Linked DNA regions of Homo sapiens: all the other regions are linked to region 3. The links are chromatin contacts, found by Hi-C in ENCODE. All regions are on one chromosome and are shown on one strand. The core of a region is the stretch at or near the end of the contact, and the rest is flanking DNA. Distances in the headings are between cores, read along the strand shown. Region 1 holds the start of TASOR2 (transcription activation suppressor family member 2). Region 2 holds the start of GDI2 (GDP dissociation inhibitor 2). Region 3 holds the start of IDI1 (isopentenyl-diphosphate delta isomerase 1).

Region 1 (3,935 bases), core at 623-3,122, 4.6 Mb after region 3:
TCAGTAAGATCTTGTAGCTCCACTACTTCTGCCCTTGGCCTCCAGCCCCCAGTCCCATCCACTAGCATTTCCAGTGAGTTTTCACAGCATGTATTGTTATCTGAGATTCTATTTTCTTGTCGTGGTGATTTACCTGTGTTTGTCACTCACCTCTGGAATAAATTCCATTATAGGCAGGGTCCTTATCTAGCTTGTTCATGATTGTAAAACCAGTGTCTATTACAGCACCTGGTTACAGTAAACAGTAAACACAATGACTGAATCTCTTGGTATTACCAGCACAGTGCTTGACTCATGATACATGTTCATTAGCACTTAATCTCTCTCATTGGTACAGTCATATGTCACTTAATGTTTCAGTTAACAACAGACCACATATCCAACAGTGATCTTATATGATTATAATAGAGCTGAAGAGTTCTATTGCCTAGTGATGTCGTAGCCATCTTAATTTCGTACAGCAACACATTACTCATATGTTTGTGGTGATGCTGGTGTAAATGAATCTACTGCACTGCCAGTCATATAAAAGTACAGCACACATGGCCAGGCGCAGTGGCTCCACCGTAATCCCAGCCCCCCAGTGGGACAAAATGGAGGTGAAGACAATGATGTTGATGATCCTGACCCTGTGTAGGCCCAGGTTAATGTGTGTTTGTGTCTTAGTTTTTAACAAAAAAGTTTAAAAAGTAAATTAAAAAAATTTTTAAATAGAAAAAAACTTACAGATTAAGGATATAAAGAAAATATTTGTGTACAATGTGTTTGTTTTAAGCTAAGTGTTATTACAAAAGAGTCTTAAAAAGTTTTTTAAAAGTTTTAAAAAGTTAAAAAGTTACAGTAAGCTAAGGTTAATTATGAAAAAATTTAAAAAAATAAATTCAGTGTAGCTTAGGTGTACAGTGTTTATAAAGTCTACAAGAGTGTACAGTAATGTCCCAGACCTTCACATTCTCATTGCTCACTCACAGACTCACCCAGAGCAACTCCCAGTACTGCAAGGTCCATTCGTGAGAATGCCTTACACAGGTGTACCATTATTTTTCATACTGTATTTTTATTGTACCTTTTCTATGTCTAGATATGCTTATACAAATACTTACCATTGTGTTATAATTGTCCACAGTATTCAGTACAATAACATATAGCATGGGTTTGTAGCCAGGAGTAATGGGCTATGGCTTATGGTGTAAGTATGTAGTAGGTTATGCTTCTAGGTTTCTGTGATGTTCACTCAAGGACCAAATTGCCTAATGAGGCATCTCTCTCATAAGGTGTCCCTACAGTTAAATGATGTTTGCATGACTATTTATCATGGGCAAGGGTAAACCTGAATTTATTGATGGTCACCTTAGCTCTCTGTGCATGTGTTATAAATTTCTAGAGATGCTTTCCTAGGGGGTAACAGCCACACCTACTATATGGATTAAAACAAGGGCAAAATTTCCAAAATGTCGCATTCGGGCCAGACAAATAAACTGTTCTTGCAGCAGCACCTGGGGAATGAAACGCTGAGAAGGGAGAAGGCGCCCGAAGGCGACCACGTGGGCCACAGCCACAGCACTGTAGGTCAGCCGAGAGAGCGTCTCCCGCCTCTTCCCAAGGGCATCTTCCGCCTCCTGTCAAGGGTCGGCAACGCGAGACACCACGCGCTCGTTGGGATCGGCCGCCTAATCAGGAGCGAGCTGTGGCCTTACGCCTGCGCAGAGGGGAGACGCGAGCGCCGCGTGGACGCTGACCTCGGTCCGCGCCTGCGCCTTGGTTTCTTCCCGGCGATTGGTTCCCATCTCTGAGGGAGACGCCTCACTTCAGTTTTCACTTTCTTTTTTTGCCCCCCCCTCCCCTTTTCTTTTCCTTTGGCCGCGAGGTTTTGCTTCCGGTTGCTAGCGCCGGTCAGAGAGAAAGTCGGCATGTTCTCGCAGGCTGCCGGGCGTCCCGGGGTTGCCTCTTGCCCGTGACCCTGACGGGAGACAGAGCGCGGGCGGCCGCGGCGTCCCTGTCAGCGCCCGCGGCGAGGACCCCGGGGCTGGGGCGGACGGCGTGCCCCTGAGGGGGGTCCCCGCGGGAGCGCGGAGCCGGCGACTGGTGCTTCCCACGTGCGCCGGTGTCGCGAGGGCCCGGGAGGACGCAGAGCACGGCCGGGAGAAGCATGGGAAGGAGGCCGAGCCGGGATCTCAGGTCCTCGGGGGCGGCGGCCACGCCAAGGACGGGTAAGTCCCTCCTCGGCCTGGGCGCCCGGGAACCCTGCGAGGAGGACGGCGGGTCCCCGAGGCCGAGCGCTCGGGCAGCTGCCGGGGCTTGGCTGCGAGGGTCGACGCGTTCTCCTTGCCTTTTGCCGCGCTCCGGGTGAGGGGGTGGGAGGGGTCGGCGCCTTCTAGATGACTCAACCTTCTGTCCTGCGCTACAACCTGTGGCCGCGCTCGGTGTCGCCGGCAGGGAGATCCTAACCGTGTCATCTTGCCCCTTTCTGAGGCGTTTCGTTTGCGTCGCCTGTCAGGGGACAGCTGCGTCCTCAGGGATATGCTGATAAGTTCTTGGCTGAAGTTTCCGTCTTCGGGTTTGCACCGGCTGGGAAATCATTTCCTGCGGGTTCTGCGTGAAGCCTGCTGCTACTCGAGACTTCATGGCAATGCGCCACCTTTTCTTTTTAGGGTAAAACAGGTCTCTCCGAAGGGAGGGTCATTTCAGCAGCAAGCGCAAGCCGCGTTGGGATAACTTGGTGCGAGCAACACAGAAGTTTGTCTGAAGGCGGCGCCAAGCAGCGTTTCGTGGGAGAACTGGGTTGATGACTGAAATTTTGAGGAAGATTACTTTGGGAATTCTCAAGTTTCTCTTAGTCGCTTCTTGTCTATTTGAAATCTGTAACTTTAAACAAACCACGCTTACTCTTCCTTATTCTCCCTGTAAGGTACAATTAGAATAGAAAAGTTTATGAAAGTGTATCCAAAACTTAAATATGTGGCGTACAAGTGTATGGTATTATTGGAATGGCATTCGCGATCCTAGAGTCTACAGTGTTCCCTGAATAAAACTAGGGGTGAGCCTGGCGGTAATCCTGCCTAGGAGGTTTATAGCAAAGCAGTGTCCCCTAACGGTGCAAGAATACCCTTCTGTCGAAAAACTGCCTTATAGGAATGGGTGACTGTATGCGGTATGTCCTGTACTGTACATCAATAAATAACTAAGCCAGGCCAGAAAAAGGGTGACAAAAGGTCCACAATTATGTTAAGGAAGACCAAGACGGTATATTTGAAGTTTTGTGTATACAGAACATTTGCCCAAATGTAACTAATTTTTTTAAAGGGAGATTATAAGCATCTCCTGTGGTCCAAACATAGTTGTTAAAATGGGTTAAAATCGGTGAAGTGCCTAAGAACTTGACTGAGACATGGTGTTTGTTAAATACAGTATACTATCTATTCAGTAAAAATAGATCAATATGGCATGTATTTATCAAGTGAATTTCATTTTTCTGTTGGTAGACATTCAAGTTATTTTCAAGATATCCCTATAACTGACAATACTGCAGTGATTATCTCTTGCTGTTATAAACAGTGCTTCAGGTGGTCATGATAGTATTTCTGTAGAATTGACTCCTTATGAGAGTGCTGGATAACCATGTTGCTAAATTGCCCTGAAATGATTGTACCTTTTTATGTTCACTCGCTCAAAAGATGTGTTTTTATCTCCATGCTAGCCAGCACTGGATGATAATGGTATTTTTAAAATATCTTAGCCACCTAGTAATTGAAAGTAACATTCTGTTTTAATTTTTATCTTCCTTGGTGAATACAAAAGTTAAATCTTTTTAGGCAGGTCATATCATTTGCTGATGTTTTTATTGAGTCTGAGCTCTCTTTTCTTTCGCCCATGTAACTATTACTGTAGCATTTTAATTATCATAGTTTTATAATATATTTTGGTACTTTCTTTTG
Region 2 (3,742 bases), core at 80-2,579, 4.8 Mb after region 3:
TTATGATCAAGCAGCCCAAAGTTAGAATTTCAAATTTCCCCAAAAATTGATAGTTAAAATGGTTTTCTCCAAAGTGAATTCTTTTGCAAGATGAACATTTAAAAAAAAAAAAAAAAGAACAGAAAAAGTACAAACTACAGAACCTGCCTGCGTTATCTACAGATTACCTAAAGTTCCCTTAGAAACAGATAACCAGGAAAATCAATATACCATGATATTAGGTACACCTTGCATTCATATATTACAATGCATTCTTCATGTTATTATCTTCCAACTCCCTGAAGAAAGCTTCGGAGTACAGAGAACTTGGCTTTTAGCAATCCATCACCAACCCAATTCTTAGGGGAAAACAGTCCAGAAGAGACAAAGGAGGCAGAGAACCCACCAAACAAAAGGAAAAGGCGGCGAAGGTCAGGTGCGAAAGCATTTGACGGACAAGTTTTGAAAAAACTCAATTCCAATTCTACAGATGCTCAGTAAGTGAGAAGGGAGGGTGGCTAAAAGGATTCAATAATACTTCTCATTAGCAGGGGGGAGAAAGGATTAAAAGACTAATTTCCACGTTTTCGCCAAAAATATAAGTTAATCAAGCCCTAGCAGTTCCGAAGCAGTGATTATCCAAGACTTGTCAGGAAACCCCGTACTCGGCTTTGGCAGCCAGACTGACCCGGGGCAGCGGCCGAGGCGGAATAGGAAATGCAACCGCGAGGCCTGCACCGTCCCCTCCGCCTCGGGTGCTGGTTTCCAACCGGGCGAGGTCACCGGCCCAAACCGGGGAGCGGGACCCTTGGCCCGGGCGGCCTTCTCCCCTCCCCTCCGCTTCCGCTGGGGGCAAGCGCAGAGGCCGGGCTCGGCCGTCACCCCGCCCCGAGCCTCACGGCCCGCATCTCCATTTCCCCGCCTGCCCCTCACACTGGGAGCCGCCCGCTCGCCCCGGGACGCGGGGCGCCCCTGAACCCGCCCGCGCCCCTAGCCACGACTCCCGTCCCGAAAACTACGGCTGACGGCAGAACGAGACCCCCGAGGAGCTGCGACCCGCGGGCCGTGCAGGAGCCGGGGGTGCGCCCGCCCCGGCTGCTCAGCCCCGGCCCCTCAGCCCTGGCGCCCACCGTCAGGCCGGTGCCCAGCACGATCACGTCGTACTCCTCATTCATGGCGGGGCAGGCGCGGACGCAGGACCCGAGCAAGGAAAAGGCGCAGGGGCTCCGTGACCACCCTACGAGGCTGGGAGGCGCTCTTGGGCGCGAAGGAAAGGGGAAGAGAAAGAGAGGAAAATGGAGCTGGCGACAAGGCGAGACCGACCGCCACCTCAGACGGGAAGAGAAGAACTGGGCGGGGAGAGGAGGGGAGGGAGCGAGGAGGGGAGGGCTGTGACTGAGCCTCCGCAGCCGGGGCGGGGCCTGCAGGCGCCGGGAGGGCCGCCAATCAGGCGCTCCCGGCACTCTAATTGGTTACGTCCCCGTCGCTCGCACAACTTTTTTTCCTTCCCCGCCTCTCGCGAGAGGAAAAGGGCGGGGCGTCGCCATTTTGGCTTCCGGTTCCCCTTGCGGCCTCTGCCACGGTGGTTCGGGAGGCGGCGCGCGGGCCGGGGTGGAGGTGCACGGAGCCGCGGGCGGGGACTGCTGGCCACCACCGTTCTGACTCCCGCCGTCGGGGCGGGAGCTCGCTCGGTCCAAGGTCCCAGAGCCGGATCGCCGCCCTTGGACTTTGAGCGGGCGCGTGCGGCGGCCACGTGGGCGAGGAGCGCGGGCCGGGCTGCCTCTCGGGGGTGGCGGCCTTGGTTCCTCCCGCGGGGCTGGGCTTGCCGGGGCCCGGAGCCCGCCGGGAAGAGTTCGGAAATCACACGTGTCCTTTTTCCCGCTCTGTGCCCTCCTTGTTTAGTGCGTTGCCGGTGGGCGCTTTAGGAAATTGGTAGGAGGAAAAGCGGCTTCTTTTGAAAAGGTAACCCTTAACAGAGATGAAAGTGAAAGCCAGGTTTCATTGGGAAGCCGATCTGCACCTACCGAGGGCTGTAACTTAAAGCCGCTGTAAACGTGGTAGCTGATCCTTGTATGCAAAGGTTTAGGCCCTAAGCTTAGAAACTGTTCCTTGCTTGCCTTCTACCCCGCTCCTCTTTTTCTAGAATTCTCTTAGGAATCTCTGGCTTCATTGAGGACACAGGTGTAAGCAGAAGCTGTGTTCTCAGCTCCAAGAGGCCGACCCCACGAAAGCCTAAGCAGGTGAATTTCGTAAAGACGTTGACAGTTGGAAAACCTGTGCTTTCAGCACGTGATAAATCTGCAGAGTCAGCAGACAATGAAGATTTGGCATTCAAGAACTCCTCAAATACTTCTCGATAGTAGCTATTCAGAGCCTGCCTTGATAGACCGAACTTGCTCATATTTAAATCATTAAGATAGAGGAAAGAATGTAACAACTTTTTAAAATGTTTCTTACCCCATAAATACTTGAAGAAGATATGTTATATTGGACCATGGATCTTTCTGGGGGGGAGGGGAGAAGAAAGCAAAAGTAAAGTTTAAATTTACATTCAACCTTAATTTGATTGTATATATTTGTGACCAAATGAATTAGTGCACAGTTGACCATACAACTGATTATGCAACAGTGAGTGTAACTGACTTTTCTTTTGGCTAAGCTAATGATGACTAAAGAAGGTCCTTCTGTTGCTCTGTCTTCAAGTCATCAGGGGGTCATACTACCTATATTTTTGAACCAATATGAAATAACCCTTTTTCTTTATTTTTCTGAGACAATCTCACCCTGTCGTCCAGGCTGGAGTGCAGCGGTGTAATCATGCCTCACTGCAGCCTTGATCTCCTGGGCTCAAGCCATCCTCCCACCTCAGTCTCCCCAGTAGCAGGGACAAGAGGTACAGGCCACCACACCTGACTATTGGCCCTTTTTTTTTTATTAGCAATAACAATAAAGAGCTTTTTTCACAATTGCCATCAGCCTCTGGCTCTTGAAGAGAAATTTAAGCATGTCAACTGAATTATGTTAACCATGTTTTAGGTGAAGACTATTTTATCGATACTCAAGAGTTGTGAGAAACTTGAAGACACTGAGATAAGGGAATTGAATTTAAGGCTAATAAGGATCCCTTCCTTACTTAACACTGAAGTTCATTTTAGTTCACAGTACAGGCCCTATGGCCCAACAGAAGGACAATAACAATCAAACCTGGACTAAGCCTTAACGGACTGAGTGCATCTAAAATGTTGTACCTGAGCCAGGCACAGTGCTTCACACCTGTAATCCTAACACTTTGGGAGGCTGAGATGGGAGGATCACTTGGGGCCAGGAGTGGGAGATGGGAGAATCACTTGGGACCAGCCTGTGCTGTAGAGCCTAGGTAACAGAGACACTGTCCCTATAAAAAAAATTAGCTGGAGGCCGGGCACGGTGATTGATGCCTGTAATCCCAGCACTTTGGGAGGCTGAGGTAGGCGGATCACAAGGTCAGGAGTTTGGAGTTTGAGACCAGCCTGGCCAATATGGTGAAACCCCATCTCTACTAAAAATACAAAAATTAGCCGGGCATGGTGGCACGTGCCTGTAGTCCCAGCTACCCGGGAAGCTGAGGCAGAGCAATCGCTTGAACCCGGGAGACGGAGGCTGAAGTGAGCCGAGATCGCGCCACTCCACTCCCGCCTGGGCAACAGAGTGAGACTCCGTCTCAAAAAAAAAAAAAAAAAAACTGGGCAGGCTGGGTGCAGTGGCTCACGCTTGTAATCCCAGC
Region 3 (3,981 bases), core at 1,318-3,817:
CTCCACTGTCTACACCACACAGCCCAGCTGCTCCACTGTCTACACCACACAGCCCAGCTGCTCCACTGTCTACACCACACAGCCCAGCTGCTCCACTGTCTACACCACACAGCCCAGCTGCTCCACTGTCTACACCACACAGCCCAGCTGCTCCACTGTCTACACCACACAGCCCAGCTGCTCCACTGTCTACACCACACAGCCCAGCTGCTCCACTGTCTACACCACACAGCCCAGCTGCTCCACTGTCTACACCACACAGCCCAGCTGCTCCACTGTCTACACCACACAGCCCAGCTGCTCCACTGTCTGTCTACACCACACAGCCCAGCTGCTCCACTGTCTACACCACACAGCCCAGCTGCTCCACTGTCTACACCACACAGCCCAGCTGCTCCACTGTCTACACCACACAGCCCAGCTGCTCCACTGTCTACACCACACAGCCCAGCTGCTCCACTGTCTACACCACACAGCCCAGCTGCTCCACTGTCTACACCACACAGCCCAGCTGCTCCACTGTCTACACCACACAGCCCAGCTGCTCCACTGTCTACACCACACAGCCCAGCTGCTCCACTGTCTACACCACACAGCCCAGCTGCTCCACTGTCTACACCACACAGCCCAGCTGCTCCACTGTCTACACCACACAGCCCAGCTGCTCCACTGTCTACACCACACAGCCCAGCTGCTCCACTGTCTACACCACACAGCCCAGCTGCTCCACTGTCTACACCACACAGCCCAGCTGCTCCACTGTCTACACCACACAGCCCAGCTGCTCCACTGTCTACACCACACAGCCCAGCTGCTCCACTGTCTACACCACACAGCCCAGCTGCTCCACTGTCTACACCACACAGCCCAGCTGCTCCACTGTCTACACCACACAGCCCAGCTGCTCCACTGTCTACACCACACAGCCCAGCTGCTCCACTGTCTACTGTCTACACCACACAGCCCAGCTGCTCCACTGTCTACACCACACAGCCCAGCTGCTCCACTGTCTGGTCCTTTGTCTACACCACACAGCCCAGCTGCTCCACTGTCTACACCACACAGCCCAGCTGCTCCACCGTCTGTCTACACCACACAGCCCAGCTGCTCCACTGTCTAGGTCTGCGTCAGCGCACTCTGCTTCCACAATGATGAAAGTACCTAACAATGAACTTCTCCAAAGTATCCCTGTTAAGTGATGCGGGCCGAACGTTAAATTATCATCTGTAGATGATCTCTTATAGTATCTAAAACATGTAAATCCTACATAAATAGTTGTGCTGTATTGTTTACAGAATAAGTCTGTATATGTTCAGTACAGATGAAATTTTTTTCCAAATATTTTATAATGTGCAGTTGGTTAAATCCATGGATATGGACCCCAAGGATACAGTAGGCCAACTGTATATTAGGTGATCACTAAGATAGGTTTCGTTACTACATAATTACTAGACTTTTTGACATGACTTTTTTTCCGGGGGGATGGGGCTGGGTCTTGCTATGTCTGTCGCCCAAGCTGGAGTGCAGTGGCGCGATCTCGGCTCACTGCAGCCTTCGACTCCGCCTCCCAAAGTGCTGGGATTAAAGGCGTGCACCACCGCCCAGCTGTAATGACAATTGCTCTTTCAGGATTTTCAGAATTCAGATTTTAAAGCTAAGCTGCATAATCACAAGATAAAATGAATACGTCTATTTATGCGTTTAAAGAATACCATGTAGTAGACGCGGGAACACATCATCCAACCCAAGAAAAAGGTCTAGTTCCATCTATGCGATGCTCCCCATCTCTTCTCCTGCTCCATTCCCAGGAGAAGCGCCTTGAGTGTGTTGCTGTCACCCTCTTGCACGGACGCAGGTGTATGCACCCGCGTCACACGCGTGGACTCGGCACGGGGAGGCCGGTGTCGTCACGCTCGTGTTTCTGACGATGCTGTCTACGCTTGTTTCTGAATTCTCTAAGGGGAGACTCGCAACTCTTAGTCTCCTGCGACTCGGTTTCCAGTTCCACGAGTTCCTAAACCTCAGGTGACTGTGCGCAGACGACGATCTTTTCCGCTGACAAAGAATGGCAACGTCTCTGACGCCCCGACTCACGCCTCCGCCTTCCACGGGGCGCGGGCGCCCACCACAGCCCGGGAAGGCCCGGCCTCCCTCCAGTTCGGGAGACCAACGCCGCCACCCCCAGCTGTCCAGGCCTCCGCGCCGAGACCTCACGGGTGGCTCAGACCTCGGGCCTCCTCCCCGCCCCGTCCCGCAGCTCCCCGATGCCGCCCTGCCCCTGTCTCCCGAACTCCGCCGCCCGTCCACAGTACCTGATCAGCCTCCGGCCACAGACAACCGCCGGTCCCGGATGGCGCCCGCTTTGAGCACAGTCTGCGGCGCGCACCGCCCACTGGCCCCGCCCCCGGGCCGCGCAGCCAATCGCTCGCGCCAGCGCCAGTCCACGCCACATCGCCCGGCCAATTGGCGCCCGTACGCGCTTGACGACACAATCTCGCCAAGCTTCGCCTGGTGGTGCCACCTCCCTGGCCTGTGACAACGGCAGACGCGCGAAGCACCGGGAACCTGAGCCGTGACCGCGGGCTCTGGCGCCTTTAAGGGGGTCAACACGCCCCACCCCCAGTTCCGCAGAGGCAGCGTCCCGCGACTGGGCGGTGCCCGAGACCACAGACGCCGCCAGCCAATCACGCTTTCGATCCTGCCGTGCGAGCCCGAGGCGCTGCGAACGGTGCCTAACGTCAGACGTCTCGAGGCTCGCGTTCCATGGAGGAAGCCCTCCCAATCCGAAAGCGCCCGGGCGCCAAGCCCTGCAGCCGGAAGCTCGGCGTCCCATGGGAGCGACCTCCGCATGGCTGGACCAATGGAAACGGAGGAAAGGCGGGACGTCACTGCTGACTGGCTGGTTGGGCACTCCCCCCCCTCCCCCCCCCCGAGTTCCGCCGCTGGGACTACAGCGTTTGGCTGCACGGGGAGTTCTCGTATGTCTAGAACGATGGCCTTTCTGCGGTGTCTGCGACCGGGACCAAGGCGGAGCAAAGTCGCCGGGGGTGTGGGGTGTTCCACGCTATGTTGGGAGTGTTCGCTTTCGAGGTACATGACTACGTTCTAAATTTTTTTTTTTTGAGACAGTTTCATTCTTGTTGCCCAGGCTTGAGTGCAATGGTGCAGTCTCCGCTCACAGCAACCTCCGCCGCCCGGGTTCAGGCAATTGTCCCGTCTCAGCCTCCCAAGTAGCTGGAATTACAGGCATGCGCCACCACGCCCGGCTTATTTCGTATTTTTAGTAGAGACGGGTTTCCGCATGTTGGTCAGGCTGGTCTGGAACTCCTGACCTCAAGTGATCCACCTGGCTCAGCTTACCGAAGTGCTGAGATTCCGGGTGTGAGCCACCGCGCCTAGCCCTCTAAACTTTTAAATAATCGTGAAATGTATGCGCAGCTGAAGCGAATTCAGCTATTTCCTCTACCTTTTGTGTGGAATTTAAAATACTGAACTTGTGAGATGAACCTGGTGGGCACCAGTTCTCAAACTTCTTGGTCACAGGACGCTTGCACTCTCTTAAAATGTACTGAGGACACCTAAAAGCTTTTGCTCACTGTTGTTTACTACTGCTATTTACTAACATAGAAATTAAACATATTAAAATATTCACTTAAAAAACACACGACACTAACATAAGTTATATTTTTATTAAAAATCTTTTCCAGACAAAAAACAGACTTTGATTTTGTTTTATGTGTTGACAGATCTCTTTCATGTCTGGCTTCACACAGATAAGAAAATCTGGCCTCCCGCATGCGCAGCAAGTCCTCACTGCTGTCAGTGCGTTCTTGGGAATCAGGACTTTTAAGTGAAACAACGTATAGCAAAACCAATTTTACCAGAGGCTAAAAAATAAGGATTAAGTTCCTAAAGCATACTTCTGGCCAAGGAAAAAAAAAATCACTAAGCTTCTAAAGGCCAAAGTATTCTAATATTAAA

Evidence for each region. A loop is a pair of places that touch in the nucleus more often than their neighbours do. Pooled maps may share reads with other maps.
Region 1: a pooled map shows a loop between it and region 3 (18-fold over the local background). The contact joins the promoter of TASOR2 here to the promoter of IDI1 in region 3. A Hi-C loop is called at or near these places in 2 of 37 single-sample maps with no recorded cell type and 9 of 50 pooled maps.
Region 2: a map of naive thymus-derived CD4-positive, alpha-beta T cell shows a loop between it and region 3 (9-fold over the local background). The contact joins the promoter of GDI2 here to the promoter of IDI1 in region 3. A Hi-C loop is called at or near these places in 1 of 168 maps with a recorded cell type or tissue (naive thymus-derived CD4-positive, alpha-beta T cell), 1 of 37 single-sample maps with no recorded cell type and 13 of 50 pooled maps.

Annotation. Positions count from the first base shown.
Region 1 is chr10:5,682,966-5,686,900 of GRCh38, forward strand. It overlaps TASOR2 (transcription activation suppressor family member 2), which reads left to right and starts at 1,873. Exons shown (of 22, transcript NM_001321783.2): 1 at 1,873-2,210. RefSeq lists enhancers at 1,427-1,666, 1,807-1,916, 2,537-2,716 and silencers at 1,967-2,226, 2,267-2,316.
Region 2 is chr10:5,812,105-5,815,846 of GRCh38, forward strand. It overlaps GDI2 (GDP dissociation inhibitor 2), which reads right to left and starts at 1,330. Exons shown (of 11, transcript NM_001494.4): 1 at 1,110-1,330. The coding sequence starts at 1,154. It overlaps LOC124902367 (a long non-coding RNA gene), which reads right to left and starts at 1,093. Exons shown (of 2, transcript XR_007062041.1): 1 at 211-1,093. RefSeq lists silencers at 611-1,150, 1,291-1,560, 1,621-1,800 and enhancers at 752-1,344, 1,345-1,937, 2,001-2,100.
Region 3 is chr10:1,046,552-1,050,532 of GRCh38, forward strand. It overlaps IDI1 (isopentenyl-diphosphate delta isomerase 1), which reads right to left and starts at 2,568. Exons shown (of 5, transcript NM_004508.4): 1 at 2,313-2,568. The coding sequence starts at 2,452. RefSeq lists enhancers at 1,815-2,345, 2,346-2,875, 2,567-2,616, 2,876-3,405, 3,077-3,216 and silencers at 2,157-2,246, 2,257-2,476.